3 separate regions of the Homo sapiens genome follow, and regions 2 and 3 are each linked to region 1. A link is an interaction called in ENCODE POLR2A ChIA-PET data of the cell type or tissue named here. Cell type or tissue: CD4-positive, alpha-beta T cell. All regions are shown on one strand. Links, peaks and the distances in the headings refer to the core of each region. The heading gives the core; the rest is flanking DNA.

Region 1 (10,716 bases), core at 2,477-7,476:
GAAGGCCGGTGAGAGCTGTGGGTGGGGGGCTCCCCAAGAAGAGCAGGGGTTGGGGGGACCAAGCAACAGACCGACTGCCATTGATCATCCCTTTGGCCAAGGACAGACTCTGTCCAAGAAAATTCAATATGGGGAAAACATTAGTAATAGTTATGAAAATATTACTGGTAATAAAAACTGTGTGGACTTGTAATTTAAAAACATTTAATAACTAGCTTAACAATGTGTTACAATTGTCAGACAGTTTTAAATTTGTGCTTACTTTCATAAATAGTAGTGGCCCTGCAAAACAAGGAGCAAGAACTAAATAAGAGTATGTGTGTGTGTGTGCATATGTCGGTGTGTGTGTATGTATGTGTCTAGGCATGTGTGCATGTGTGCAGTGTGCATATGCCTGCATATATACACCTGTTTATATCATGTATGTGTATATGCATGTGTATGCATGTGTGTATATAGGTGTGCACATGTGTGTATACATGTGTATGTGTGTATTTGCATGTGTGTGCATGGGTGTATATTGGTGCCTGCATGTATACATACATGTGTGTATGCATGCATGTGTGTGCAGTATGTGTATAACTGTGTGTGTGTACATATGGACGTGTGTGTATGTATATATGCACGCATATGTGTGTGTGTGTGTGTGCGCGCATATGCTGTAAATTAAGTTCTAGTTACCTGCTAGGCATTAGAATCACTGGTTTACAGCTGTTTATCTCTTTTAACCTCACAAAACCCTTTAAGGTAGACATCATACCCATTTTACAGATAGCGAGTGTAGCTCATCTAGGACTGTGAGTACTGGTGAGACTCCCATTACTGTCTCTTACTCGCCGTTCTAATTCACCTTGCCACCAGCAGGTCTTAGTGAAATGCCATAGAATTCCCACAAGATCTTAAATAATATATTTATTTTAAAACATCTTATTGATATCAGAGTTTTGCATACTGTAATGGTAGGTGTTCAATACATTTATGTTCTCTAAGTTTATTTGAATCATGGGCCCACCATATTTTATACCTTTTTAGATAAGCATCAGTGGAGCTGAAACTCTAGGCTGGCTTCCTTCTGCTTTTGAATGAGAGTGGCTAAGGAGGAGACCAGGAGGTTTGATTTTTTTTTTGTTTTCCCCCGGTGATTTGTTTATTAAGCTTCTGTGGGTTGGTTTTTTTTTTTTTTCAGTTCCTTTAATTTCTTTGGAAGTTTGCTTTTATGTTTTCTGTTTTATTTGCAGAAATTACATCTTTAACCATTTAAAGAATAGCTTTAGTTATGGCCTTGCATTTTTGTTTTTCTTTATAAAGCTGATCTCTACAATATCTATGTCCTGCTGCTAAGTGGACTTTGGAGCTGATCTCCGGCTGGAGTGCAGTAGCGTGATCTCGGCTCACTGCAACCTCCGCCTCCCAAGTTCCAGTGATTCTCCTGCCTCAGCCTCCCAAGTAGCTGGGATTACAGGCACATGCCACAATGCCTGGCTAATTTTTGTATTTTTAGTAGAGACGGGATTTTACCATGTTGGCCAGGCTGGTCTCGAACTCCTGACCTCAGCTGATACACCCAGCTTGGTCTCCCAAAGTGCTGAGATTACAGGTATGAGCCACTGCACCTAGCCTGGCTCCCTTTAATATCATTGTGTATTATTTTCTGGTCATAAGATACTGCCTTCATAATCACAGTGGCATTGGCAGCCCTCATGAGAGCTTTGCAACTGAGACTTGTTGAAATTTCCACCTTGTCAATTTCTCTTAACTCCCCCTCACAAGCTCCTTCCTGCTCAATCTTAGGCTGTCCGGGATGCCCACTCATCAGCCTTCATTGCATAAATGACTTACTGCCTCCAAAATATTTCTTAGCTTAATTTTTTTGTTTTCCAAAATCTTTCAGTGTATTTGATCAAATAAAGAATCACATTCCTCTCCAGACTGATGCCCTGAGGATATCTCCTGTATGAGGAGCAAGTACCCAGACCATCACCGAAGCTCCAGTGCAGGGAGCGAGTATGAAATCCCTTACTATACACTTAGAGGAAAAGTGGGCTTCCTAAAACCATAAAGTCAATGCTTTCAGGAAAGGAAGTCTGTGTCGTTAAGCATAAACATGGTCAATATGCCAGCATTCTGGAAGATTAATGAGTAAAACAGTCCCATTCCTGTCAGACTAGGGGATCAAAGAAGTTACATTTTTGAAAGAAAAGTCTCAGGGGCCTTGGCATGCTCACCTCAGGCAGTGCTCTGATCCACTCCCTTCAGCCTCACTCCGGGCCCCACAATCTGATGACTCCAGCTCACCAATGTGATGACCATCTGTCAATAAGATGCAGCTTCTAGCAGTCATTAAGAAAAAAGCGGTGAGCTACTAGAATTGCCCAAAAGCAAGTTCTGGATTGCCACTTCCTATTGAAAAGTAACGCCTATTTGCCCAAATGCAAATGGTTAACCATGTATATCCTGTAGGGTATTGAGTAATCGTAGGATCCCTGGAATCAAAGTCCAACCAATGGTAAAGTGATAAGAAAAAGAGAGGCATTGAACTCCCCAGAGGAAGACAGCCTTTGCATGGTTTTCAATTTGCAGCAATGAGTTTGTACCCAAACTTTCATACTCCTTTACCTGGTTATCTCCTGGGAGCAAGGAGTCTCTGCAAGCCGACTGGGAAGATTTGGGAACGTTTGCAAGAGGCCGTGTGAGTTAAAGACATGGGCCGGGAGCACTTTTGTGTGGAGTCAGTCAGTCCTGGCCCCACCCCGAAAGCTGTGCAGCCACAGAAGGGCCACTGAGCCCCAGCAAGCCTCGGTTTCCTCTTTCAGAAGAAAGACCATGACAGCTCTAACCTCAGAGGGTTCCGAGAAATAGCCATGCCCGTCCACGGAAGCCGAGGAGCAGCGCCTGAAGGAGAGGTGGTTCTCCATGCATCTCAGCTATTATTACAAGATACTTTGAGAGCAACAGAGGAGCTCCTCAATCAAAAGCGGGCACCTAATCTTCATGTGGCACAGAGACAGAATCTCTGGGTGACGATGCGGGTCACTGCCCTGTCTTTAGACATATCAAGGAAAGCAGCTGACGACAAGTCACTCAGAAATTTATTTGTAGATGCAAGTGCTTAAAAAATAGAAAAGAACCCTAGAATCACAAGGCTGTTCGCACCTGGGTTGCTGTGAACCACGTCTCAGGAAATAACAAAAGTTTTACAGACAATAGGTTCGTGATCAATTCTCAGCCAGCCTGATGGACTCACACTTTCTCCACTTCCCAGTGCACTGTGCCTCCCCACCCCCAGGCTGCCCACGAGGCTCCACTGCCCGCTGCCCAGCTCTGCTCTATCTTGACCACACCTCACCTGGGTCGCTCCTTCCTGCAGAGCCCTGAGCTCCACGTCCTCACGCCTGAGTGAGCCTGAGAAGCTGGAGCGCACCCCTTATCATCTCTCTGGGGAACCAGCTAGACACAGCAGGACCTGTGTCCTGCTCAACCCCACTGGCCATTTTCCCGGGTTTGTCCAGGGTCCCCTCCAAAGACTCTGCTGGCCCCAGTGGCTCCCCCTTACTGGATAAAAGAAGGGCCTTTTCTGTTTGAAGTGCTTGCAGACCTATGGTCACGGGGTCCTCTTGCTGCCATCATTCCTCTCCCTGCCTTACAACAATCCTTCCAAACAAAGCCTCTCCTGACTAAGTCCTGGCTGTTTTCCTCTAACAGAGCTCACAACTTCCTTCACTCTGGGTGACCTGTCCCTCCTCCATCTGAGAGAAGCCCTGGGGCGCTCCTCCCCAGTAGTTCACCCCAACCCGAAACCTGCTGATTATTGGATGGCGAACAAAGCAAGACCCTCCCCTCTGCTCTTACGACCCCTCCCCTGCTACCTCAGCTCCATCCCCTCCTCCTCATTTCTACCATCGCCCCTGAGGCTTCTGCTTCCTGTAGAAGGGCTGCCCATAGGAGGAAGAAACAGGCCACCAGGTAACACACCCCTCCTGCGTTCTCAGGTGCCCTCTAACACTGCCCTTGGATGGTCTTGCTTAGCGTGAAGGTAAGAAAGTAAGCCCTTTTATAGATGATTAGCCCTGGCAATGCCTGCCTGGAAAGAAAAGAAAGAAAACGAAAAACAGATTGGACTTTGCTGGGGACCAAAAATGAACATTAATTAAGCAGAAATGTAACGTGTTGAACAAAACCGCGTTGTGTGGCCACGCAGATGCTGAGGGACCCAGGAGGCCCAATGACACCCCCTTCCTTGCAGAACAAAGAGATTCATGGCCACTGTGGGGGCCCCTTCTGTTAGACTGCACAGAGGCAGGGATCTGGAGGTCTCCAAGAGTGGCCTCCTCCCTGCAACACCCTCCCTGCCCCAGAGGGGAAGGTAGTGGATGGAGATTGAGACCCTGCTGCTGACTGGCTCCCAGCCTGGGCTGGTTGCCTTTACTTCGAGAGCTGAGGTGGAAGCTCCATATGGCACTGACCTCTGCAATGTTTCTCATGTCCTTTGCCCCATATTCCTTCTGTAGTTCCAAGTCAAATCTAAATTATATGTCACCCTGAGAAAGCTGAGACCTATTTGGTTTTTAGCTCTCTAAAAATGCCCCTATATTAAAGATCCTCTTAGATCTCACTCTTATTGAAACTTCCTCAAATTTAAAATCACACTGTTCATTTGCATAGACACTGTGAGGTGCATAAAAGGCGAGGAATGTGGCTTACAGTCACATGTTTCATAACAATAAGTTTCCAGGCAGAAAATTCCACAGCAACATCAGAAGTTCATTCCTAAGAAAAGCCAGGGACAGTTTGGTAAATTCAGATAACAGTCATAAGGAGTTGCTTTAAAACTCAACATTGAGGCATTTCTAGGAAAGCCATCTGCCTCTGGCTACAATCCTACAGAGGACACTGTGTACAGCTCAGAATGGGTCACCATGACCGTTTCTCCTTGTGATTGCCTTTAATTCACAAACAGGCTCTGCACACACTGGAGGCCATAGCACACACACTGGAGGCCATGGCACACCACTTTGTGGACATTGGTCATCTGGGTGTCAGTCATCTTTTGAAATTATCAGCAAAGTTGAAAAGATAGTAAATGCTTTGTTAACCCCTAAAGTAACACTCTGTATAAACTTTGAGGAAGTCAATATGGTGAGCTGGTTGGGAATTCTTGCTGAGATACCAGGCAGCAGCAGTGCACCACCTGCCGGCCACATGTGGGAGTCCCCCAGCCCAATCGAGCCTTCGGATGACATGGCTCCCACCCACTCTCTGATGGTACCTGCAGTGGAGGCCCCAACTGAGAAGCACTCAGCCGAGCCCAGTTGACCCCCAGAGCCACAAGAGATTGTAAATAAATCACTGTTAAAGCCACCATGACTCAAGGTGGTAGATAACTGGGGCAGTTTTCTACTCTCATTGTGCGCACAAAACTTCTGAAGTAATGAACATGTTTTTAAAAAACAAAACAAATTAAAATAAAAGCGTCATTTGTTGGTTTTTACAAAACCCTCCCCAGGAAAGCCTAGAGTTAGCACAGGTGCTGAGAGTGGAGGGACAGGAAGAAGAAACCTACAACAATGACAGCTGGCAGGCAGCCACAGGCTCACACCCATTGCAAAAACATAGACTACCGAGCCCAGCAGTGCTTGGATCTGTGTTATGTGGTTTGGATCTATATCTTTTTCTTCATAAAAAAGTTAAAAAAGGCTACTTAACAAATTACATCAGCAAATTCTCTAGTAGGGACAAAAACACATTTTATAGGAGGAAGTACAAGCTGTGCTGACACCTTGAATTTTGGAGTTTACGAAGATGTCAAATGGTGTATCCTTCAATGCTCACTGTATATGCTAATACATTTGGGCATGGGGAGTCACTCTGTGTTATTCTACCCCATAAAGTAGCTGGCCTGAAAATTACTCTCCCAAATAGCCAGGAGAACACCTGTTATAAATTATTTTTCAGATACGAATCATTTTTTCAGATAGTTACTATGTACAGCACACAAGCTACAGAAATAGTTAAAAGTATGCCATTTACTTCCCACCTTTTGGGAACTCATATAGTTGGAAAGTTGAGGCCTAAATACATGACAATACAAGCCACATGTGATATGCAGAGAGCCTACGTGTGACGGATCAGTGAAGAAATGCCACTGCGAGCGTCCAGTTCACAGGAGGGAGCACAGAGGAGCTCCTCCACCTCCAGCATCCTGGACTTCAGGCTCTTCGTGAAAGGCTGGGACTCAGCCAGGAAGGCGACTCAGATCTGACCAGGTAGGCAGGGGGAGGAAGGCAATTTGGGGACAAACAGCATGAGCCTGGGTGGGGAGGCAGAAAGGCACCGAGGTGGAGAGCAGTAAGGACAGGTGGGGGCACCAGCCCTCAGTGGGGAGCTGGGGAGGGTGGCTGCAGGACCGGAAGGCTGGCAGCAATACAAAGACACAGACGTCTGTGGGCCGTGGAGGGACAGGGAGCGAGTTTACGGTAGGGAGAAGAGCAGGTCACAGGGCAGGTGCACCCTCCTCCTGGCGGCAGCCCTGCCTGACATCACAGAGTAGAGAAGGGAGCCGGGACCAAGGGCGTCCAGCATGTGGGGCTGACCCTCGCCATTTCACCCATTCATTTTCATTAATCCTCACTAAAGGCCCAGGGGCCCTGGGGTTGTCATAGTCCTCCTCAAGTGACAGATGAGAAAACTGAAACTCAGAGGAAAAACGCAACTTCCTCAAGTTCATACACCAATAAGTTGAAGAGCCAATCTCAAAACCATGTCATCTGATCCAAAAGTTCATACCTTTCTGGGATACATGTGAAGAGAAAATGATGTGGGGAGATGTTTTGGAAAATATCAGTAAGGAACAAGCAAAAGGGGAATCAAGATGATGCCAAATTTTACATCGGGACAGAAATAGGGAAATCAAACTGAAAGCTTACTTTTTATTTACTAATTTATTTCTACGTAGAAGAACAGTTATAGAAACCGGTCTAAGAGGGAAGAAAATGGATGTCATTGAAGTACCTGGAATGTGAAGAGATTGATGTCTCGTGTAACTGAAAATTCTTGGAGATTCTTGACATGACTTTAGACTCATGTCAAGAATCGAAAGTCACTTTTCAAGTTAACCTCTAGATGTCTGTCTCCTAATCAATACACGAGGATTTTAGATTTGTAAATGATTCATGTGAAGATCGAAGACAAAGTTCATGCCTCACACAGCATTAGGTGCACAGTGGCAGCTTTGTAATTATGATTGTTGTCGTGGTGGTAGAGATGGGGGTGGAAGTTACCACTATTGAGTCATAAAGAGGGGGCTTAGCAAGAGATGCAGGAACGGTCTTGCATGGAGAGGTTGTAATTAAACCCAGAGACGCCGATGGAACTGCTGGGATGTTGGGCTCATGTTTACAAAGCAGAAGGACAGACTGAAGCTGGAAAAGTGACACTTCAGAAGTGGCCAGAGGATAGGTCCTAAAATATTAGTACAGTGTCTTTAAAGAAAAAAAAAAAAAAAAAACAGAAAAGTGCTTATAGGAAACCTGCAGAGTGAAGAATTTGAGCACTGAAAAGCGACCTGCGCGTTTCATCACTACTGTTCTCAGTGCTCTTTGAGACAAAATTTCTTTAAGAATGTCCAAGTGAGAGCTTAACTAAAGGGTTTAAGAAGGAAGAATACATTGAGGGAATAGAGACCACAGGGGTGGAAAACATTAAGGACTGACAGGGAGACTCAAAAAAGAAAATAGAGGCCGGGCGCGGTGGCTCACGCCTGTAATCCCAGCACTTTGGGAGGCTGAGACGGGCGGATCACGAGGTCAGGAGATCGAGACCATCCTGGCTGACACGGTGAAACCCCATCTCTACTAAAAATACAAAAATTAGCCGGGCGTGGTGGCGCGCGCCTGTAGTCCCAGCTACTCGGGAGGCTGAGGCAGGAGAATGGCGTGAACCCGGGAGGCGGAGCTTGCAGTGAGTCGAGATCGTGCCACTGCGCTCCAGCCTGGGCGACAGAGCGAAACTCCGTCTCAAAAAAAAAAAAAAAAAAAGAAAAAAAAAAAGAAAATAGAGTTCCGGTAAGCAGCAAACCCAGGAGACAGGTTATTTCCTTAACTGAAAACAAGCAGGTAACACCTTCCATTCCCTCAGCCCAGATCCCTCGAACACTCTTCTGACATAAGATGCAGCTGTGGTAGGCAGGATGCAGAGGCTGTGGTAGGGAGGGATGCGGGGACGGGGACGGTGGTAGGGAGGGATGCGGGGACGGTGGTGGGGAGGGATAAAGAGGCTGAGGTGGTCGCAGACGCAGCAGTATTCTTGGACACTTTCCATCTAAGCACCCTGAACTCTGGTTTTCTAAGGAGGCTTTGTGCTCAGCCCTCAGGAACAGCGCAGAAGTGGAGAGGAATCAGTGATGGATGATGGACAGCTCTCCCGCCACAGGAGGACGACAGGACTCACCCTCCACCCACCGCGGGAGGGGAGGGAACCCTCACCCACGGGACGGGTCATCTCCTGCAGCATTATCTTCCTGGCTCTTCCTGTTGGACTCCCAGGATTAGGGGGCCAACCCTCCCAGTTTTCCAGAGACTTCCCGGAAAGTAGAAACGTCTGTGCTAAAATCAGGACAGTGCTGCCACAGCAGGAAGAGCAGCCACTCTGGGCCTAACGGATGTGCAGGCGTCCGGGACTGGGAGGCGGTCGCCCTTCTCCTCTGCAATGGTTAGGGTACCCCTGGGTGCCTCTCTGCTAGGGGGTGGCATAGGCGGGAAGCCCTGACACCTGAGAAAGCAAGAGGGCCACTGGAAATGAGGGGCGGGGTGCAGCGGAAGGCCGAGGGGGCGGCTGCCGTCAGTATGTGAAGGGTGCCTGCAGGGAGAAAGAGCAGCTCTACTCTCAGTTGAAGCAAAAGGAAAACTTTGGCCAAAAGCCATGCAGGTGGGAGGAGGTGGCTTGGGCTGGGAGAAGGGAGGACACATTTCCCCGCAGGGATCTGCCGCGCTGTGGGCTGAGAGGAGGGCCTCAGAGAAAGGCCCAGCTGCCTCCTGTGCTGGAAAGGGTGTCAAGCCAGAAAGGTCAATTTGATCTAAAACAGAAAGCGTCGGGGGTGCTGGAGAGAGAGAATTCCCAAGAGGGAGCGAGGGCGGGGAGGCCCCGGTGAAAGACTCCAGAGGCTCTGGAGAGTTCGGGAAGGAGACAGCAGCATAAGAAAGCGCTCCTTCTGGCTCCAGCACAACCTCTGGAATGTTCTCCAGAGACAGAGCCAGGAGTTCCGCATTCTCTCTCGTGATCTCTTCTTGCAGTTGGACCCTGGAGCTTTTCAAGAAAGAAGACACAACAATAACGCCCATCCACGCCTGCTGGTGTGCTCCCTCCTGGCGGCAGCCACGGCTTCAGAAATGAATTCCACCTAACCAGTAGTCATTCGCTTTATAACGCCTGCGGATCTTTGAACTAGGAGGAAAATGGGGAGCTTTTCATAGCATCCCCTTTGAAAAATCTTCTTTGAGGTCTCAAATTTAAACTTCCAACCCTGACCATGACATTATAGATACAGCCTCAGTTTTGCAAAATTTTAGCAATAAAAGTGAGAAACTGACACAAGTATGAGAAGAGACATGAAAATCATAATGGTGTTTGTATAAGGAGGTAGAAATATAAGAAATGTAATTATTAAAAAATTCTCTTTGTACTTTCATTTAATAACAAAATAAGTTGGTTGCATAATGAAACAGAATTTCTAAGAAAAGCAAAAGGACTAATTATAGTGACTATTATGGATATCACTAATTTTCACTGCTGGAAAAATAACACCTTCTAGACGTTTCCAGATAAACTGTTGTGTGAGTGCTGCCATAGTCACAATTTCTTTCTGTGTTAGTTTCCAGAACAGTGGACAATACTATTTTGCTTCAAGTCAGATACAGAAAATGGGGAAAAGACACTAGGTTTTTGGACAAGGCACCCTGCTTAAACACCAGGAATGTGGAAAAAGAGGTATTGTTGAACCAACAAGATTTTTATGATGAATGAAATAGCTCTCAGCAGCTCTAAAACCGACTTCCAGCAGAATCAGTTTTCCTCTGACTTACTTAAAAATCTCCCAATCATATTCCGCAAAGGCATAATTGACTGCCAGAAAGGACAGGTCTGCTCACAGAATGAGGACCACAGAAAGCCTCTCTCGCCCTTCTGCAACATCTAGAGGGCGCTGGGCGCTGGGGTCTGGCTGGCACACTCTCTGACCCAGCAGCCAACTGCGGGGTGGACCAGTGAGACCCCCATCCAGTGTCTGAGGAGTGGGCAGCACAGCCCCCATTAGCCCGCCGCTGTCTTGGCGATGTATGTCGGAGGAGACAGATTCTTTACAGAACCTGAAGACTCATTCTGACAAAAAGACCAAAGGAAAATGACTGATTTTATTACGTAGTCATTTAATTACACTCACAAGGCTGATTTTTTGATTTACTAAAACATCTGTTTGTCTACCAGAAAGAGATCTGAAAGCCACATTCTTTTTAGGTTGGGGATCTCCTATCAAATGATCTTGCCATTGGATAATCACACAGATTTATGTGTCTAAAACCTCCTCCCTTGGATCTGTGAAGACATCCTCACCTCAGGTCCTCACTGGATGCAGAGCTAAGGACGGGGCCTCCCCTGGGATTTACAGCACTGCTCGGTGACCCAGATTCAGAGTGCTAATTTCCATTTCTGTCTGCCGGGAACAGC
Region 2 (10,716 bases), core at 352-5,351, 79 kb after region 1:
TTCGACATACACATTTTGGGGGACACATTCAGTCCTTCACAGGTTTTTGTTCTTGAATTATCTCGTTTCCTGATTACATTTTCTTCAAGATCAGTTCTTTGTTCATCTGTCTTTCATGACATACATTCACTTTCCTTAAATGTCAGATGCTTGTTGAACGTGTGGAACTCTGAACGCAGCATTAGGACAACTCACAAAGGTAGCTGCCCTGGATTTCCTCCCCAAACACGTCCCTTCCTAGAGCAGGAAGACTAGGCCGGGCACCGTGACTCACACCTGTATTCCCAGCACTTTGGGAGGCTGAGGCGGGTGGATCACCTGAGGTCAGGAGTTTGAGACCAGCCTGGCCAACATGGTGAAATCCCGTCTCTACAAAAAAATTATAAAAATTAGCTGGGCATGGTGGCAGGCACCTGTAATCTCAGCTACTTGGGAGGCTGAGGCAGGAGAATCACTTGAACCCAGAAGGCAGGGGTTGCAGTGAGCCGAGGTCGCCCCATGGCACTCCAGCCTGGGCAACAAGAACAAAACTCCACCTCAAAAAAAAAAAAAAAAAAAAAAGAGGACAGGGACACTGGGAGCACGGACTGCTCGGAGGGCAGGGGTGAGACTAGCACCCATGGACAGAGAACTGATGGCGGGAATCCTCCCCACCCAATGCCACAGGAGGGCTCCAACTTGGGCTGGGTGTGTTTTTCTCCAGGAAGAGCTGCCTCTCCTGTCCTGCCCCCCTCCCATGTCCTTCATGAACCAACACCACAGCAGAGCCACACAGAGGGCACCTCCTTCAGAGGCCCTGCTCCAGCTGAGCTTGGTGGGTGGGGCAAATTCACAGGACGGCCTTCTCCTGAACCAGATCCCCTTCCTGCAGACTTGAACCTAGGGACCTCCCCAGGTTTAGGGTAAGGACAGCTTTCCCCTCAGATTTTGTAGATTGTTCCAGCTGCCTAGCCAGAAACCACATTCTCCAGGCCCCATGTCAGTGCTCAAGCCTGTTTACAGCCCCAAAGATGCCAAGCTCATACTAGGGGACAAATGTTGTGCCAGGTACACAGCAGTTTAAAAGAAAATCCCTGTTCTCACGAGCTCATAGTTAAACACACACACACACACACACACACAAAATAAGCAAGACCATTTCAGAGTATGCTGAGATGAATAAAATAAAAGGGGTAAATGCAAGTGGTGGGGCAGGGACAGGGAGGAGAATGGACATCTCCCTTAGGTCTGGAAGCGTCTTTGAACATGAGACTGAAATAAACCAGCTTCATGCAGTTCTAGGGGAAGGACATTCCAGACAAGGAGGGGCAAATATCACACCTTGAGACAGGAAGGGCTTTGGCAAGCTCAGGTGCAGAGGCTGTGCAGCAGTGGGCTGGCACAGCTCTGGTGCATGGGCAGGAGAGGGAAGTAAGGAGGGGAGGAAGAGCTGTGGGCAAGCATGAGGCAGGGACTAATGGCATCTACACAACTGCCCACAGGTTGTTATCCAACATAAAGTATAAAAGCACAACCGAATATCAACAAAGAGAATAAATGCTTTTTATTCATTTGTAGTTATCAATAAAATGAAAGAAAGACCTAGCATTTTTAAAACTCCACTGTAAAACATAGGTTACCATAAAAATGTATTTAATGGGTTAATATTTCAATATTTATTTTTTAACAGAAAACACTCATCACATGCAAAACCTGTCACTTCACATCTTCAAGTTTCATAAGTTGATAATACCTAATCAAAAAGTACATGTGAAAAGAAAGCTTTTTCATAGTTGAACTTTAAGTCATTCAAAATCATTCAATAAAATGGATGTAGTACTGGCCAGGTGCGGTGGTTCACGCCTGTAATCCCGGCACTTTAGGAGGCTAAGGCAGGAACGAGGTCAGGAGTTCAAGACCAGCCTGACCAACATGGTGAAACCCCATCTCTACTAAAAATACAAAAATTAGCCGGGCGTGGTGGTGTGCACCTGTAATCCCAGCTACTCAGGAGGCTGAAGCAGGAGAATCGCTTGAACCCAGGAGGCGGAGGTTGCAGTGAGCCGAGATCGCATCACTGTACTCCAGTCTGAGTGACACAGTGAGACTCTGTCCCCCCCGCCCCCCGCAAAAAAAAGATGTATGTAGTGCTGACAAAAAAGTTTCATATTTGGCATATTTCTTTTACCCTCCCAAATATTATCAAAAGGTCTGATTCTCTGCGTAACAGAAAAGTGACAAATTTCAGTTGCTACTGTTCGAAAGTTTCATAAATTTAAAAAGCCACATCCTGCTATGCTTTCAAATCATTTCACTGAAACCTAGTTCCTATCAAATATTAAAAATAAATCATACATGTGATCCAGATTCCAGGGGACCAGAACTATAGTGCTTTTAGAAAGTGACTGTTTACAGAGATGACTTACAAAGAAATGCATTTTATAACAACCACACTGGGGGACTGCAACAAGATTACATCTGCACGTGGTGCTGTTTACTAAGACATGAAGAGCTGAAGGAGACTGAGATAGCAGCTCACAGACGGAGGGCAGAAATACACAGGGCTCCCAGGCTGTACCGGCCCAGTTTATGTCCTACTTCCTCTTGATGTTTACAGCTTAGTTTCACTTAAATTTTAAAAAGCCAGATTCTGTTACACAGCCTTAATCCTTACATTTTCATTTCCTCTACATTTTAGAGCCCAAGGAGTAATTTCTGTAATATTTAGGCTAATATGAAATGAGAAACTGGCATTACACAAGTCATGCAGTCTGCTCACTTAACCGAGATCAATGAATTAGGTCTAATTTGCTCCTTTTACTAATAAAGTTAACTTGTAGTAAAAAGCCGCAACTTAATTGAAATTATAAAGTGCAAAAACAGCACAATCCTGCTTTACTTATATATAAATATGCATGCATCACTTTCTACTGTTTTTTCTACTTGCACATTTTAAAATACTTTAGTATTATAAACATCCGTGACCTACATAATAGCAATAATGCTTTAACCGTATAAATGAGACTGTGGAAATTCTATTATTGGCTCTATTTTTAAGGGTTACAATGAAATTATGTACAGTATATAAAGCTTGTCAAACTGAACATGGTCTTAGGCCATTACTACTATTTCATTCCAATTTGGATTTTAATACAATTAACTTACAGATCTGAAATAAAAGCACTGCTTAATGGTTTCAGATGCATTTAAGTTTCAAGGAATCTTTACAGATAATAAATTATAATGAAGAGAACCTACGACTAAAGCTGCTTACATGGATAACAGGAGGAATGACGATTGCAAATGTTATGTTATTGACAATTCTATGAATTAAAACTCATAACCACTTCTAGATTTCTTTAAAACAAGCAAAACTAAATAGCACACACAAGAGTACTTTAATATAACCTTAATGGTCTAACAAACCTTCCAAATGGAAGGAAATACAAAATAAAGTTGACACATCAAATTTAACTTATACTAATATACTTCAGCATTACAAATTTACCAAGTCATTTTGCCAACTATGTGTAGAACCACCTAATATCAAAATATACTATGGTGGGTAAGCTCTGATTCCAGAGGGCTAAAGCCAAGGTTTTCAAAGATCACACGTACCAGCAGCCACACACACAAAGGGTTGCGCGATCCTACGGCTTTATTGACACCTTTCATCATGCTCTTAACACTGATGTTTTCATGGGTTCCTTCCCTGTAATGAAACTGAGTGTAGATAATCAATTTCCATAAAGAAATGTACAGTTAAATTAAGAATATTAAATCTTCCACACATGGGCTCAAATAGGAAGTATTTTGTTTAGTAAAATGAAAATTACTTTTAAAAAATATCTGCAGTGTTTTTGAAATGCAAGGCACCAATAGAGAGCAGACATTCCAGCTGAGTGATTGTCTGGAAAAAAAAAAAATGGAACCGGTCAGTCCTCTGTCCTTGTTAATTAGAATACTTCCTTCTTCGTGTCTATGCAACATCTTCCAGATAATCCGCAACATCACTGAGCTGGGATACAGTCAGATCTTGTGTGAGGTCATCAAGCTTTGTTGTTCAAAAGAAAGAAAATAATTAAGTGTCAGAATGTGAGTAGTCTTAAGTTATTTTAAAAAATCAAAGCCACAATGAGATACCACCTTACTCCTGCAAGAATGGCCATAATCAAAAAATCAAAAAATAATATAAATGTCAGTGAAGATGTGGTGAAAAGGGAACACTTTTACACTGTTGGTGGGAATGTAAACTAGTACAACCACTATGGAAAACAGCGTGGAGATTCCTTAAAGAACTAAAAGTAGAACTACTGTTTGATCCACCAATCCCACTACTGGGTATCTACCCAGAGGAAAAGAAGTCATTATATGAAAAAGATACTTGCACACGCATGTTTACAGCAGCACAATTCCGAATTGCAAAAACATGAAACCCAGCCCAAATGCCCATCAATCAACAACTGGATAAAGACATTGTGGTATATACATACCATGGAATACTACTCAGCCATAAAAAGGAACAAATAGGCCAGGCGCAGTGGCTCATGCCTGCAATCCCAACCCTTTGGGAAGCTGAGGCAGGCGGATCACCTGAGGTCAGGAGTTCAAGACCAGCCTGGCCAACATGGTGAAACCCTGTCTCTACAAAAATACAAAAATTAGCCAGACAATATAGCGGGTGCCTGTAGTCCCAGCTACTTGGGAGGCTGAGGCGGGAGAATCGCTTGAACCCAGGAGGCAGAGGTTGGAGTGAGCCGAAATTGCACCACTGCACTCCAGCTTGGGTGACAGAGCGAGACTCCGACTCAAAAAAAAAAAGTAACAAAATAATGGAATTTGCAGCAACCTGGATGGAACTGGAGACCATTATTCTAAGTGAAGTAACTCAGGAATGGAAAACCAAACATCACATCTTCCCATTAATAAGCAGGAGCTAAGTTATGAGGATGCAATGGCATAAGAATGATACAATGGACTTTGGGGACTCCAGAGAAAGAATGAGAGGAGGGTGAGGGATAAAAGGCTCAAATTGGGCCCGGTGTGTACTGCTAGGGTGATGGGTGCACCAAAATCTCACAAATCACCACTAAAGAACTCATTCATGCAACCAAACACCACCTGTTCCCCCAAAACCTATGGAAATAAGAAATAAAAAACTAAAAATTAAAAAAACTGTTGCTGTAAAGTATTACTTTATACTTCATAAACCAACTCATATTTAAAGCTGTGTTGAGAAGCGATTTGCCTAAAATCATGTCTACTAAGTTAGTACAATCTTTAGAGCCCAATGTTTTATGATTATTCTCAAATATTTCAAGTGAAAATTTAAAATAAAACACATCTTAGCCATTATTCCAATTTAATCTAAGAAACAAATTAGTGAAAAACTGTATTAAACTTCTTTACCTGAGCATAGTCCCAATGTATGATTCTGTTCACAGGAAGTATCACTCTATGAATTGCTAACTCTAAAACCATAATTTACCCACGTTAAATTTCACGAAAATTCATTAAAATGTATAATTTGGAAACGATCCCTTCTTATGTTTTCATATGACGGTATAGAACGTTAAGTTTCTAACATCAAACTCGACATGGTGTGACACACTTTAACACTGTGCCACCTGAAGCCAGATCATGAAGTGAAAACAGAAGGGCAGACAGGACGGCCCATGGAGTCTCAGACTCCCAGCCCCGGGTTCACAAAGTGTTGTAAGAAACGACTCATTTCTACTTCTGTTTAAACTACTTGTAAACTAGAAAGTTAACCTATTAACCAACTTATATCTATTCATTTGTATAAACAACTCATGATAATGGAGAAAGGAAATATTAATAGATATGTAAGCATAATGCAGGCTGGGAAAACATTTCTTAACTAAGGAAAAAACCACGGGTGAATATACAGGCTCCAGAATATAGAACATACAGCTGGGCAGGTCCCACTGACAGCTGAACAAGGACAGAACCCAACCTTCCCAGTCCCACCTAGACTCATTGTTGTGGCAACAGACCAGGGGACAGTCACAGCCACACCCACACACACACTCTTAGGCATCGTCTATGGCTGTCTTCTCCATGCAATGGCAAGGTGGAGTAGTTATGGCCTGCAAAGCCTAAAATATTCACTATATGGCCTTTTAGAGAACAAGTGTGCCAACACCTGGGCCAGGTAATAACGCACAAGAATAGGAACATCTTGTAGAGATGCAACAGTTTCATCCCGAGATACTGTGAGATGCTTTTATTTGTCTGTTCATCTGCCCCCCACATATCCTCTCATTTTGTTATTCTTCGGATATTCAGAAATTTAAGTTGTAAGTAAAATCCTTTTCAACAAATAAGTCCTTGCCCTTTCTCTTGGTCCAAACATAGTCCTGCTGTAAAACTATCTCACAAAGAAAATTATTAGGAATCTTAATTACAGTTCTTATGCATTCAATTCAAATCCAATTTACACAAAAACTGAAAAGTCAGAAAAGCTTGCAGACAGACTGTAAAACAAACTGATACCTTGGAACTGTAATTTTCTCTTCCCATCATTATTACAGAGTGAAATCAGTAAGGTATTCCATCTCGTTTACAAAGTAATTGAGTGTTATATTAATACAAATGCTAAACTACAGACAAGAGTGAATACAGGAAAAATCGTGGACTGAAAACGATCTTAATCTAGATAATTCAGTTATTGGAGATCATTAATTTAGTTTTGCTTTAAGGCAAAGAAAAGACCACAATAATAACCAGAAACTTCCAAGAAGAACAGTTTCATTTAAAGTAGTTACCAAGAAAGAAAACTGAATGAACAAAAGCTAACTAGAAATAAATGGCTATTTAATAAAGCCTTTCCGCCGGGTACAGTGACTCACGCCTGTAATCTCAGCACTTTGAGAGGCCAAGGCGGGGGGATCACAAGAGGCCAGGAGTTTGAGACCAGCCTGGCTAACATAGGTGAAACCCCATCTCTACTCAAAATACAAAAACTAGCCGGGCATGGTGGTACATGCCTGTGGTCCTAGCTACTCAGAAGGCTAAGGTAGAATTGCTTGATCCCAGGAGGCAGAGGCTGCAATGAGCCAAGATCCAGCCATTGCACTCCAGCCTAGGCAACAGAGTGAGACTCTGTCTCAAAAACAAAAACAAAAACAAAAACAAAACTAATAAAGGCGGCTTTCATGCCTCCTTAGTTTTAGAATAAGAACTCAAAGTGACCAACTTAGTTCAAAACTATAAAAATAGATTTTACATCACAAAATAAAAATATCTAAAACGTACATTTTGAGTCTTGAAAGGGAAACAAAGGATCCCTGTGATAGCAAGCTTCATACAAATCGACGGGAACTTGTAAGATTTTGAAAAGTTTTATGAAGTGTAAATGTTCACGTTTGCTGAATTAGATTGCTATGCATTAACAGAAACCTGGGATGCACACTTATGTTCTGTCCCTTAGGAACGTGTGGCCCTCTTCCTCCAACATCTACCTATGTCTTTGCTCGTGCTGGCTCCCGTGCAGAGACTACCCTCCCCAGGGCCTCTGCTCCTAGTTCATCCTCTGTCATTTCTGGTTCAAAGTCACCTTCTAACAACCCTGCTCCTCCCAACATTCTGTCTCTTCACACAGCACCCTCCAGTGAAGCTCTGGAATCAGGGCAGCACTGACATGTCCCGGGATCTCCCTTCTGTTCTCATGGAGCTTACCATGTTCCTCCTCAGCCCTCGCAGAACCAAGTCAGAGTCATCTTTCAAAATCCCGGTCAAATATTAGTTCCTGCTTCTGAATTTTCATGGCCCATGAATGACTGGCATTTTATGGCACCTGTCACTTTTTATCTTGATTTTCCTATGTTTGTGTACATGGCTTTTCTCTCTCTGATCCTGCATAAATTTGAGGGAAGAAGTCTATATCTGTGCCTACGACAGAAATGTCTATTGTGACTACAATGAATAATAGTATTAGATACCATTTATTGAATGCCTGTTCTGCTAAGCACTGAGCTATATGCTTTACACGCTTATCTCTAATTTTCACTACCACCATCTCTCTTGCAAAATAGATGTGAGACCCAAGGCCCCAAAAGTTAAATAACTTGCTGGGCGCGGTGGCTCACGCCTGTAATCCCAGCACTTTGGGAGGCCGAGGCAGGCAGAGCACGAGGTCAGGAGATCAAGATCATCCTGGCTAACATGGTGAAGTCCTGTCTCTATAAAAAAATACAAAAAATCAGCTGGGCGTGGTGGCAGGCGCCTGTAGTCCCAGCTACGCGGGAGGCTGAGGCAGCAGAATGGCATGAACCCGGGAGGCGGAGCTTGCAGTGAGCTGAGATAGCGCCACTGCACTCCAGCCTGGGCAACAGAGCAAGACTCTGTCTAAAAAAAAAAAAAACAAAAAAAAGTTAAATAACTTGGCCAAATTTGTGAGTGGTAAGTAGCAGCTCCAGAACTCAAACCCAGATGTGATGAACTTACAGAACTTGCCCATTCCACTGGGCTATCTCCTTCCTCACACCCCCACATCCCCAGCCCTGTGCTCTCTAAATAGTAGGTGCTTAATGGACACTGGTTTTGGTCACCTTGGCTGAAAGGTGACCAGATTGTCTGCTGTATTCTTACTGCAAAGAATACAAATGCTTTTGTGTTCCCCAGGTGCCCAGTAGCAATTCTCTACACAGAAGGCTTTAGAAAATGCTTCCTGATGAAGTACAGTGACTGTCAAAGTCCAATCTATGTAAATGGCAAAATTATCTAAATTTAAGCTTTTAAGTGAAAACTCCTAGGAACATTGATGTGCCAAACCCAGTGAGTAGGACCCAGTGAGAAGCAGTCTAACAAAGCCCAGACTCCTGGACGCCATCCAAGGCCCCCAATGGCAAAGGGATGCCACACCTCCTCTTCAACCCACGTCATTTCACAAATCCTAGTTTAACAGTCATTTCTTCGAGTCCTCTCCCTCATATTTAAAGAATCCTTCATAGTTTCTTTGGTATAACTTTAAAGCAACATTCTTCAGGCCTCTTTAGGATGATGCAGGGTGAAAAGAGAAAGCTAAATTTATAATTATAAGGGTATATAATACATCAGGAATTAGAGAAGTGCTTTATATATTATCATTTAACCTTCAAAATAATCCTATCACATAGGTATTAATACTTCCATCTTACAAGTAAAGAAACTGAGAGTCAAAGGTTAAAGCTTAAATAAGAAAATATATGAAAGAATAAGAATGCAAACACGGATGCTGCTGACTTAGATTGTGTGGTTGCATTGTAAACGCTACCTCTCTCAAAGGCCTTCTCCCTGTGTGACAATCACAGCGCTTGGAGAATCCCACCATGTTCTGGAAAGCAAGTCCCCACCCAGCCATGGCAACCTCCAACCTGACTGGTAGACTCCTCTGAGCTGGGGACAGCTTGAAGTGGGTACTGACAGGTGACCCTGCAATGCTACAGCTCACCATCGAAGGATCTTCTGTTCTCCACCCACATAAAAAGGTAAAGTTTGGATCTCAAATACGGACTCTAACTTTATGGCCTACTGTCTTGTCTCCTGTGGATTTTAGCCCAGTCTGGCTTGCCTGTTCAGATGTCACAACTGGCCAAGATGACCACACTCTCTGCACTCCAGGCTCAGCTTCCTCCTGTGATCACAGTACCCTATACTGACTTCCACCTATGGCACCAGGTGGTCAATTCTCACTAAGCCTGACCCACCCTGATCCCTCTTAATCCACAGCAATCCCAGTGCCCCAGGAATAATCCTCAGGCATTTCAGCAGCGAGACTTGCATACCAAAGGAAGTGACAACCAAAACCAATCTTACACATTCATCAAAGACATTCTTTATAAACTCGAGCCAGGTCTCTGTCATGACTTTTCATAATTTTCAACTGTTTTTCTACTAATTAGTATGAATTTTGAAGCTTTACAGTAAATCGACAAATAGGTTAAAAAAAAAAAGCACTCTATGGGAAATGCAGAACACCATACCTTATCACTGGTATTGATGTCATCTATTTCCACAGAAAGGTCTTCTTCTATCTCTTCACCAATACTTATCTCACTTTTCTCTGAGCGATGGCTGGTACTAATTTCAGAAGGGGAAAAAAAAATAAGAACTCTGAAAATAAACATTTAAAGAGATTACTATTCTTTAAACATTCAGATATTTCTTTTAATCCTTTAAGTAAAATATAATATTAACTATAATTAATTTCATACATATTGTCTTGCTTGACCCTTAAAATAATGTAGCAAGGGCAGCAGCAGTCAAGTCAATGTAACAGATGAGGAGACAAAGGTTCAAAGCAGTGACTTTGGTCACAATAGCAAGAAAGAAACAAACCCAGATTTTTACAATTTCATCTACTACATCATGCTCTTTCTCAAAAACTGTATAATAAATTATAAAAAAAAATACAGACTTCCAATTGGAAAGATAACCTGTCAATTAAATAAAATTCTCAGGCATCTAATTTAAAATTTCGAATCATATCCACAACAAATATTACTTCTACATTACATATTATCTTTCTGTGTATAAGAAAGGAATCGACAGGGCATGGTGGTTCTCGTCTGTAATCCCAGCACTTTGGGAGGCCCAGGTGGGTGGATCACGAGGTCAGGAGTTCGAGACCAGCCTGGCCAACACGACAAAACCCTGTCTCTACCAAAAATACAAAAATTAGCCAGGCGTAGTGGCACGCACCTATAATCCCAGCTACATGGGAAGCTGAGGCAG
Region 3 (10,716 bases), core at 5,624-10,623, 73 kb after region 1:
ATCATAATAGAGATTTAAAGTACACAGGAGGATTTGCATAGGTTACATGCAAATATGATGCCATTTCATATGAGAGACTTGGTATCCTCAGGCGTCCTGGTACCAAGCCCCATGGGTACTCAGGAATAACTGTATTCCATATGTATTACAGTATTCTCAGAACTAGGATGTGGAAAGTCTACAGGATTTTATTCAGTCCTGAAGCAAGCACCTTACAAGAAGAGATTATTTTTTCCACACCAGTGCAGTTGAGAATATTTCCTCCCAGGAGGCTTCTGTGACTAATAAATACAGTAAAGTCAATCACTGATAGAAGTGATAAGGGTATTGTGCGTGGTGGTGACACATGAATGCCATGGCAGCAATATCGGTCGATAGCCCCTTCTGATAAGAGCAGCCAAAAAACCCCAATTATTGCAATGAGCGCAGAAATCCATTACTGTTCGCTTTCTTTCCCCTTGGGAGCACTGACTCGCAGTGGGCTCACCCCCACCGTGTCCAGCGTGTCCTCTCCTGCCCTTCCTCCTCCCCTGTCTCCAGCTCCTCCTCTCCTTGTTGAACTTTCTCCTCCTGGCCCTGGATTCTGTCTTTCACATTCTGTTGGGCTCTGCCACTTTCCGTCTCCATCTTCACTTCACCTCGAGAAATCAACCAAATCGTTGTTCTTGTAAAGTTGCTCATTTAAACACTATTTTCCTCTAAAAACCCATATTTTTTTCCAAGTCTTCTAAGCCCTCAACTTATTTCCTCAGTAGAAAAATAAATGTAGGCCGGGCGCAGTGGCTCACGCCTGCAATCCCAGCACTTTAGGAGGCCAAGACAGGCAGGATCACCTGAGATCAGGTGTTTGAGACCAGCCTGGCCAACAAGGTGAAACCCTGCCTCTACTAAAAATACAAAAATTAGCTAGACGTGGTAGCGCAACTGTAGTCCCGGCTACTCAGGAGGCTGAGGCAGGAGAATCACATGAACCTGGGAAGCAGAGGCTGCAGTGAGGCGAGATCGCGCCACTGCACTCCAGCCTGGGCGACAGAGCAAGACTATGTTTCAAAAAAAAAAGAAAGAAAAGAAAGAAAAATAAATGAAAGGCTTTCCACTGTTTCTTAGGAGATGCATTGCCAAATATTTTTCTAAGCCCATGGCAATGTTTTTTGTTTCTCTTTTTCAAAGAGGTGGAAATAGCTGCTGATAAACCACTCCCACAACTCAAGTGGTTTGACTTGAAAATATGAGCTGGATAAATGACCTATTTTTTCTTTTTGCTGCTAGTAGTTATTTTATGTAGATGATCTGATTTAAATACCTACCTAGAAGTAGAAAAACAAAGTAGTTTTAGCATTTTGGGAGAGGAGGTGTTTTTAAGATATAAAATAATTTTAGTCATCACTTTCACTGACTTTGAACACAGCTTCCCTAGACATGAGCAGGCACGCTTATCTTCTAACAGAGGCCTGAACGGTCTGCCAGAGCATCAGGATTTGATGTTACCTCAGAACACGTTCAGCTGGCAACACAGAGGTCCCACTGGTCTTCTCTAGAAAGCTTTGCTTTCCTTCCCAGGTGATCACACCATCCAGGCAGCTTGCTCACTGCAATCCTAACTGAGGCCAGCCACTCGGTGGAAATGGACAGTTTCTAAAGTGCCAGAAAGTTGGGGCTGGGAGAACTTAGTCCAGTAGCTTTTCCTAAACCAGTTGTTTAAGGAGAATTGCTCTTTGTAAATCTTAGGGGAAAAGTGCTGTTCCTCTCCCTGTCCACAGCCCCCTGAAACACCCTGAGAGCCCTGGGGCTCCAACAGCCCAGAGTGGAAACAATGAGAAACAGTTCCGCTCCCGCTGGTGAAAGGTGGAGCCCGGGGAAGCCAACCAGGCTGCCAGCGAGTGGCATGGCAGGATCCGGAACCCTAGGATTCCGACCATGGCCCACAGTACTTCCCTTTAGATAAGACCACCTCTTATTTCCCATGAGCACTCATTCGTTCATGTACTGTGTTTATTTGCTATTGCACCTAAAACATAGATGTGTGCAAACTGACAAACTGTTTTTCCAAAGGCTCATTTTAACACCTATTCTGACTTAGCACTTAAAACTCAGAATGTTCCCATTTCTAGGGAATGTCTAGACTTTAAGAAATCATCATTTGATTTTAAGGTAATGTATGGGTCAATGAAGCCCAGAAGACATTCATTAACTATTATCAATTATAGAACACATGCCTCCTCCATTGATACAGAGTACAACAAAACAAAGTTTCTCAAGCTTCAGTTTTTGAAAGGTTACATTTCAAAAGTTCCCTGGTATGTCAGTGGGTTATGTACATCTCTCTATAGGAATATGTGTGCTAAAATGTAGAAAACAGGGTCCAGGCCGGGCGTGGTGGTTCATGCCTGTAATCCCAGTGCTTCGGGAGGTTGAGGTGGATCACCTGAGGTCAGGAGTTCAAGACCAGCCTGGCCAACATGGCAAAAGCCGTCTCTACTAAAAATACAAAAATTAGCCAGGCGTGGTGGTGGGCACCAGTAATCCCAGCTATTCGGGAAGCTGAGGCATGAGAATCACTTGAACCCAGAAAGCAGGGTTGGAGTGAGCCAAGATCGTGCTACTGCACTCCACCCTGAGGGACAGGGCAACATTCTGTCAAAAAAAAAAAAAAAAGAAAGAAAGAAAGAACAAAAAAAGAAAATGGAGTCCAAACTCCAAAAGCATATTCATCTTCTAATGTACAAGTGTACTTCTACTTCCTGCTCTGAGGCTTTGCAGAACATACATCCTTAGAACTTATCATCCTGTACATGTTCACATTTTTTAAAAGATCGCAGACAGCCATGAAAGGTTTGTGCATAAAATTTATTTAATTTCAACTGAACAAAACCCAGACTGTAGGCAACTGCAGTAAGTGGAACAGTATTTGACTATCGCAATGAAGTCTGTCATGAAAACTATGAGTACGTGGAGCCATTTTGAAATCCGCAAAATCGAGAAGTTCTGCCGCCAGTATAGGGTCACTTGGTGAAAGGCAAGGGATGTCCTCCAGGATACACTGTTCTAATAAGATGCAGGGAAGAGGGGGATTTCATCTTCCAAAGAGTTGTCACTGGGAATTTACAAAGGCCCCTGGAAATAAGCTCAGGGTATCCACTAAAGGAGGTGGAGCCCCCTTTCACACACTTTTCCTTCCTCTTCCTTCCTTCCTGCACGCCCTATTTCCCTCACTTCCAGTCTCAGGTTCTTTAAAAAACATAAAATTATATAAATAAGTAGAATAGTATTCTTGGGCTTGTAACATATACAGAGGTAGTAAGTATAACAATAATAGCACAAAAACAAGTGAAGAGGACCTAGAGCTATAAAGAAGAAATGTGTTTCTATCTCACTGGACATAAGTTAGTATAAACTTAAGTAGATTCTGATAAACTGAGAAGGAGATTGTGAGCCATCAAGCATTCATTAAGGAAATACGTAAAAATATAGTTAAAAATAATTTAAGAAATTAAGTTGTTAAACTAGAAAATACTTAATGCAAAAGAAAGCAAAGAAGAAGAAGCAAAGCCACAAAAACACGAGACATATAGAAAACAAAAATTAAAATTGCAGACACAAATCCAGCCATATCAATAGTAACACTAAAAATGAATGAATTAAACAATCCAATCAAAAGAACTAAAAATTATCCAACTATATGCTATCTACAGGAGACAAACTTTTGATTCAAAGATATAAATAGGCTAAAAGAAAAAGGTATCATACAAATTGCCACAGTAAGAGCAAGAATAGCTATGCTAATATCAAACAAAATAGACTTTAAGTCAAACAGACAAAAAATACTAGAGATAAAAAGGAATATTTTACAATGATAATAGTGTATTTTACAGTGATTACAATACCAATCCATCAGGAAGATATAACAATTATAAATATGTATGCACCTAACAACAGAGTTCCAAAATATAAGAAGCAGAACATGACAGAACTAAAGGAATAAATACATAATTTAACAATAAAAGTTTCAGATTTTGAAACTGCCTTTGTAAATTTTAACAGTGAGAAAATTATAACAGTGAAAGAGATCTGATCTAACCAACTCCATCTTGACTTTAATCTCCAAATTGCCCTTGGTCATTCCTGGGCATGGGCCAAGCTAACTTTGGGACAAACGATTATAGTTTATAGTTTAGATGATAATAGCCCTGCCCCCCAAAATTAAACTGCCTTTGTAAAACTAATGAAAGGCTACCAGGTTAGGAGGAAGTGAGGGGCCTGAATTCTACTAAGATATAGGTGTAAAGATTACCACCTATTTTCTACAGAGGTCACAAGATTTGCAACTTTCCCAATTACTATAAATAACTTGACTATTGTAGAACCTAACATTTGAGATGACTTTCCAGGCTTTTGCATTTCTGACAACCAGATGGCCCTACTTGAACCTGTACCTCTTGAATTCTTGGCTCAACTGGTCCTCTGGCCCCCACCCAGAAGCTGACTTAGTACACAAGAAACATTTAGTTTCTTAGTACACAAACCCCTGCCCACCAAACTATCTTTGAAAAGACCTAGCCTCCAAATTTTTGTGGAGGCTGATTTGAGTAATAATAAAACTCCAGTCTCTTGTTTAGCCAGTTCTACATGTATTAAACTCTTTCTCTATTGCAATTTCCCTGTCCTCATAAATCGGCTCTATCTGGGCAGCAGGCAAAATGAACCTGTCAGAAACTTACAAATCCAATGTCTCATTTTCTTTCTTTTTTTTTTTTTTTTTTTTTTTCTTTTTTGAGTCTCACTCTGTCACCCAGACTGGAGCGCAGTGGCATGATCTCAGCTCACTGCAAACTCTGACTCCAGGGTTCAAGCAATTCCCCTGCCTCAGCCTCCCAAGTAGATGGGACTATAGGCGGGCACGCACTGCCACACCTGACTAATTTTTGTATTTTTAGTAGAGACAGGAGTTCTCCATGTTAGCCACGCTGGTCTCGAACCCCTGACCTCAAGTGATCTGCTGGTCTTGGCCTCCCAAAGTGCTGGGATTACAGGCGTGAGCCACCACGCCTGGCCAATGCCCCATTTTCAATGATGGATAGAACAACTAAGAGTAAGATCAACAAGGAAATAAAAGACGTGAACGACACAATAACAAGACCTAAAAAACACCTGTATTAGTCCGTTCTCACACTGCTATGAAGAAATAGCCGCAGCTTGGTAATTTATAAAGGAAAGAGGTTTAATTGACTCACAGTTCAGCATGGCTGGGGAGGCCTCATGAAACTTACACTCATGGCAGAAGGCAAAGGAGAAGCAAGGCACCTTCTTCACAGTGTGGCAGGACAGCCTGAGTGCAAGCAGGGGAAATGCCAGATGCTTATAAAACCATCAGACCTTGTGAGACTCACTATCATGAAAACAGAGTAGGGAAAACCACCCTCATGATCCAATTACCTCCACCTGGTCCCACCCTTGACACATGGAGATTATGGGGATTACAAGTCAAGATGAGATTTTGAGTGGGGACACAGCGAAGCCATATCAACATCTATAGAACAGTTTACCCAACAACAGCAGAATAGATATTAATATTTTTAAGTGCACATAAGACATGCTCCAAATGCAAATCTAAACCACAAGAGATACAATGTCACACCTGCCAGAATGTCTATATCTAAAAAGAGAGAGAATAAGGAGTATTCGTGATGATGTGGAGAAACTGGAAGCTTCATGCATTGCTGGTAGGGATATAAAATGGTGCAGCTGCTTTGGAAAACAATTTAGCAATTCTTCAAAACACCAAACATAGAGTTATTATATTACTCAGAGGCTCCACTTTTATGTACTCAAGAGAAAATAAAGCATATTATATATCTACACAAACACTGCATATGAATGTGCTTAGCACTGTTATTCACAACAGCAGAAAAAGTGGAAACAACCCAAATGTCCATCAACCAATGAATGGATAAAGTGTGGTCAATCCCTACAATGGAGTATTGTTAGGAAACAAAAATAAATGAAGTACTGACAAATGCTACAACACAGATGACTCTTGAAAACATTATGCTAAGTGAAAGAAGCCAGTCATAAAAGGCCACATAGTGTATAATTCCGTTTATATGTAATGTCCAGAAGAGGCAACTCTGAAGAGACAGGAAGTGGTTGCCAGACAGGGAGCTGAGAGGAATGGCGGAGCATAGGGAGTTACTGCCAATGGATACAAGGTTTCTTTTTGGGGTGAATTTTTCAAAATTTACTGTGGTAATTGTTTTATAGCACTTGAAGTTCATAAAATTTAGAGTTGCCTTCTTTTCGAAAGTGAATACAAAAGTATATAAAATTACCTGTGAATGAGGAACAAATCCCAACAAATCACAAATTTTAAAAATCTGACAAATACCACAAACGTCACAAAATCCAGAAAACTAAGATATCTATAACTGCCTGGCATGGCTTTTTGATACATCTGTGCTACATTAAACAGCAAACGTTCTATATGACTTTTCCATAGGACAATGATTTTAAAAATATCTTTCAACAGAGATAAAAAATCAGTTTACTCTGTTGATCAAAAATGATTTTTAATTCTTGAGAGGTTTTAAGGGTTTCATCAGTCTTTACAATCCCTTTTTTAAAATGTCATGAAAGTACTAGAATTGTCACATTTCTGGAAACCTTTTTCAAGTTCTTTTTCCACATATGAGTTTAGAGGCTATTTCACACTTTCAGTGACTAAGAACATTTAGTGATGTACATGCTCTTTCAATGACATTCATTAACCAATTTTTCATTAATGTCATCATAATGGCATATTACAGTTTTATGTTATTTACATCAATATTTTGTGTCAAATCAGTAATAATTTGAATATTTTTACCATGTATTTGCATGGTGTCTTCCCCTTCAGTAATTGCACTGTCAAATCATAGAAGAGCTCCTCATGATCTCTGGGCAACATGGAATTTATGAATCACTGTTTTGATATAATTTGAAAGATAGTTTGTTACAATTAGTTCTTTTTTTTGAGATAGGGTCTTACTCTGTCACCCAGGCTGTAGTGCAGTGATGCAATCTCAGTTCACTGCAGACTCGACCTCCCCGGCTCAAGCAAACCTCCTGCAATCCTCCTGCCTCAGCCTCCCGAGTAGCTGGGACCACAGGCATGTGCCATCATGCCTAGCTAATCTTTGCATTTTTTTGTAGAGACAGGGTTTCACCGTATTGCCCAGAATGGTCTCAAACTCCTGAGCTCAAATGATCCTCCTGCATCAGTTTCCTCAATAGCTAGGACTACAGGCACAGGCCATGATGCCTAGCTAATTTTTATATTTTTTGTAGAGATAGGGGTCTTACTATGTTGCCCAGGCTAGTCTCACAAACTCCTGAGCTCAAGCAATCTGCCCGCCTTGGTCTCCGTAAGTGCTGGGATTACAGGTGTGAGCCACCACGCCTGCCTACAATTCAGTTTTAATGTCCAGATGATTTCTAACGTTGGATCACTCATCTTTATCATGCAGATATCTAAAAGCAGAGCTAAATAAAGATGCTCATCGTGTGAGTTAAAGCTTGTCTGTTATTCCTAGGCACCACAGTCTGTGGTATACTAAGAATTGTTGTTTTTCTAGTCTCATAATTCTCTTGTGAACGAAATGAAAATGCAGGTTTTCGTGAAAATCCTTTTCAGTGTAAACACTTACGGCATCCACCGTGAGGTTCCTCTGAGTGGTAGTGGAGTCAAGACCAGAAATCCATGGTTTCTGATTCTGTGTCTCATGTTCTTACCACATACCGCTAACAGGGATATGAGAAAAAAGCTGCCAGGTCATAAAAATACATCACAGTAGCTCGGCGCGGGGCGAGAGCTTTGAGGAGGAAGTGACATCTGAATTAGGTTTTGAAAGGGGAACAGACATTCATCAGAAACTGAACAATCATCCGAGAAGTATTCTCTCTTCTCCTTACTCTCAACATCTAGTTAAGACACTAAGTCCTGTGAATCTTACCTTCTTAATAAAAATAGTATTTACTGAGTACTAGTGACTTGCCAAGAACAATGCTAAGCTCTCTGTGGGCATTACTTAAGACCAGGGCAGCCCTGTAAGGGAAGGAAGTATTTAATCCCCTTTACAGATGAGAAAACTGAGAATACTGATATTAAATAACTTGCCCAACATCACTCAGCCAAGTTGCCCATCCAGGCTTCTAGCCACTGTAGTGGAGTTGCATGATTTACATTCAATTACTCTGCTTTTCCGTTTTCCTGCACGTGCCTGCTGCCCCGACAGCACCTCCCTGTCAGTAGGGGACCCCTCCTGTCTAGGGTGGCCTGTGCTCCTCCCTCGTGATTCTATGAAGGCTGCCAATCATGGGCAGACCCCATCAGCCCATCAGTTTTTCAGGTCCCAATGTTCAAATTTCGCATTGAACATCCCCTCTCTGAAGAAGGTTTGCTCACACCTTTACATCCCCATGCAGAGCACACAGGCATTCTCCCAGCCAGGTTTCCACGTGGACATTGCAGGCAGCGCCCCCTATTCAGCACATGCTGGAGAGCCAAGTGCTTCCATGGTCCCCACTCCTAGGGGTCACAGATTGGGCTCCCCAGGAAGTGGACTCTGACCCCCAGAGATTGAGTTTCCTGCCAGGAGTTTATCAAAAGTGCCCCAGAAATCAACGCCTGCTGGAAGCTAGAATTGCAAGAGTAACTTGCCAGGCAAGCTCTCAGGGAGCTCTGGAGCCAGAATGGACTCAGGCTGAGAGGGCCGGGCCTCTTACCCTGAGGCAGAATGGTCGTTGGATGGAGCCCCCTGAGAGGGCCTGGCCTTGGTGACATAGGTCTCTACAGTGGAGGCCATCCCTGGAGAGGCCATGAGAATGCCCACAGCAGCCAACAAAGCCCTTCACTGAAAAGGGATGTGGTGGCACATCACAGGATGGGGCCACCTCTGCATCTGCAGGTGGAGTGGACAGAAGAAATCAGCCAACTGCTTGTTGAAATGTACGGAGTGTTAATTTGCATAAGCAGTTCTAATTTAGAAATTAGGCTAAGAAATTCCATTTCCAAGCCTGTAGTTTAACTCCAGAAACACACCTTCTGCCAGAACTTACTACAAAGAGGTTTAGGTTTGCAGGAACAAATGGCTTTCTTCATTCTTTCCCTTCCTTCCTTCCTCCTTCCATTTTTCCCTTCCTCCATTCCATTTTCCTTCCCTTTCTTCCTTTCTCCTTCTCTCCCTCCCTCCCTTCCTTCCTTCCTCTTTCTTTCTTTCTAGTGTGATGGATATTTTCTTGGAAATGTGTGTTAAGTTGGGGTAGATCAAATAAGTGAACCCTGCAATAAATCATGACAAATAAAAATATTGGAGAATGTAATTCACGCTCAGATATGATCTGCCATATATACCTAACCTCTATAAATGTAATTAATATATAATTAATATATTGACACATAATAGTGTATGTTAAAATGTAAAGAGAAAACTAGAGGGAAACGTGAAGTTCCAACACTTACCGGCAGGGAGAGCACTGCCCCTTGGTGGAGCAATGCCCGCAGCAGGGATGAACCCATGAGAGCTGCTAGAAAAGGCCTGGCACTGGGGCAGTAGGGGTGCTGGGGCAGGAGAGGCGCATGGGCAGTAGGGGTGCTGGGGCAGGAGGGGATGTGCAGGATGAAGCATGCTTCATTCATTAAAAATTTTCCTTTCAGAAAGCTACTAGTGCTTTAGAAACCACAAAGGATTTCAAACAAAGTATGATTAAGAGGTATATCCAATAGTCTGGCAACTTACAAAACATGCCAAAATCGTTTTTTCGTTGTTGTTGTTGTTTTTGAGACGGAGTCTCGCTCTGTCACCCAGGCTGGAGTGCAGGGGCGTGATCTGGGCTCACTGCAAGCTCCGCCTCCTGGGTTCACGCCATTCTCCTGCCTCAGCCTCCCGAGTAGCTGGGACTGCAGGCACCCACCATCGCACCCAGCTCATTTTTTTTCTGTATTTTTAGTAGAGATGGGTTTTCACCATGTTAGCCAGGATGGTCTCGATCTCCTGACCTCGTGATCCGCCTGCCTCGGCCTCCCAAAGTGCTGGGATTACAGGCGTGAGCCACCGTGCCCGGCCCAAAATTGGTTTTTAAAGAAAATACAGGGCTGGGTACAGTGGCTCATGCCTGTAATCCCAGCACTTTGGGAGGCTGGGCCGCGGGGGGGGCGGGGAGGGGTGCGGATCACCATAGGTCAGGAGTTCAAGACCAGCCTGGCCAACACGGTGAGATCCCGTGTCTACTAAAAATACAAAAAAAATTCGCCGGGCATGGTGAAACACATCTGTAATCCCAGCTACTCAGGAGGCTGAGGCAGGAGAATCGCTTGAACCTGGGAGGCAGAGGTTGCAGTGAGCCGAGCTAGTACCACTGCACTCCAGCCTGGGCGACAGTGACTCAGTCTCAAAAAAAAAAAAGGAAAAAAAAAATACAAGTGTCTGAAAATTTAACATTTATGGAAAAAAAGTTTCATCATCAAATCTGATGATTCTACAAACTACCAAAAACAAACCTCCAGCTAAAACCGCAGAATGACTGGCCTCCTGCATGCCACTGTCCACGCTCCTCCATGCAGTACCTCCTGCCTCCACCCGGCCCACTAAGCTCAGGCCCCAGGCATGCCCTCTCCTCTTCCCCGGTTCTTGGGAAGCCGGTCTGGTGTGCAGAGGGCAAACCTTGCCCAGTGCTGCTGTTAAA

What was found. Peaks named below come from ENCODE experiments on the same cell type or tissue, not always from the same donor. Only the 100,000 strongest peaks of a DNase experiment are listed, where the experiment ranks them.
Region 2: POLR2A ChIA-PET joins it to region 1 with 10 read pairs; 6 of 35 experiments call an interaction of 5 or more read pairs at or near these places.
Region 3: POLR2A ChIA-PET joins it to region 1 with 11 read pairs; 6 of 35 experiments call an interaction of 5 or more read pairs at or near these places.

The regions. Positions count from the first base shown.
Region 1 is chr6:167,114,733-167,125,448 of GRCh38, reverse strand. CCR6 (C-C motif chemokine receptor 6) reads right to left here and starts at 2,353. Exons shown (of 3, transcript NM_031409.4): 1 at 2,226-2,353. RefSeq lists an enhancer at 5,944-6,444. In CD4-positive, alpha-beta T cell, for the core only: no CTCF peak of the experiment used is centred there; DNase peaks (open chromatin) are centred at 5,228, 5,578 and 6,418; H3K4me3 peaks cover 1,628 bases; H3K27ac peaks cover 4,700 bases.
Region 2 is chr6:167,033,221-167,043,936 of GRCh38, reverse strand. CEP43 (centrosomal protein 43) reads right to left here. Exons shown (of 13, transcript NM_007045.4): 12 at 9,966-10,062; 13 at 1-4,033. The coding sequence ends at 3,959. Among named protein-coding and RNA genes, the nearest start is that of CEP43, 39 kb to the right of the region's middle. In CD4-positive, alpha-beta T cell, for the core only: no CTCF peak of the experiment used is centred there; a DNase peak (open chromatin) is centred at 2,496; H3K27ac peaks cover 2,305 bases.
Region 3 is chr6:167,044,831-167,055,546 of GRCh38, reverse strand. CEP43 (centrosomal protein 43) reads right to left here. Exons shown (of 13, transcript NM_007045.4): 13 at 2,829-10,716. Among named protein-coding and RNA genes, the nearest start is that of CEP43, 51 kb to the right of the region's middle. RefSeq lists enhancers at 7,592-7,671, 7,772-7,921. In CD4-positive, alpha-beta T cell, for the core only: no CTCF peak of the experiment used is centred there; a DNase peak (open chromatin) is centred at 7,816; H3K4me3 peaks cover 805 bases; H3K27ac peaks cover 1,085 bases.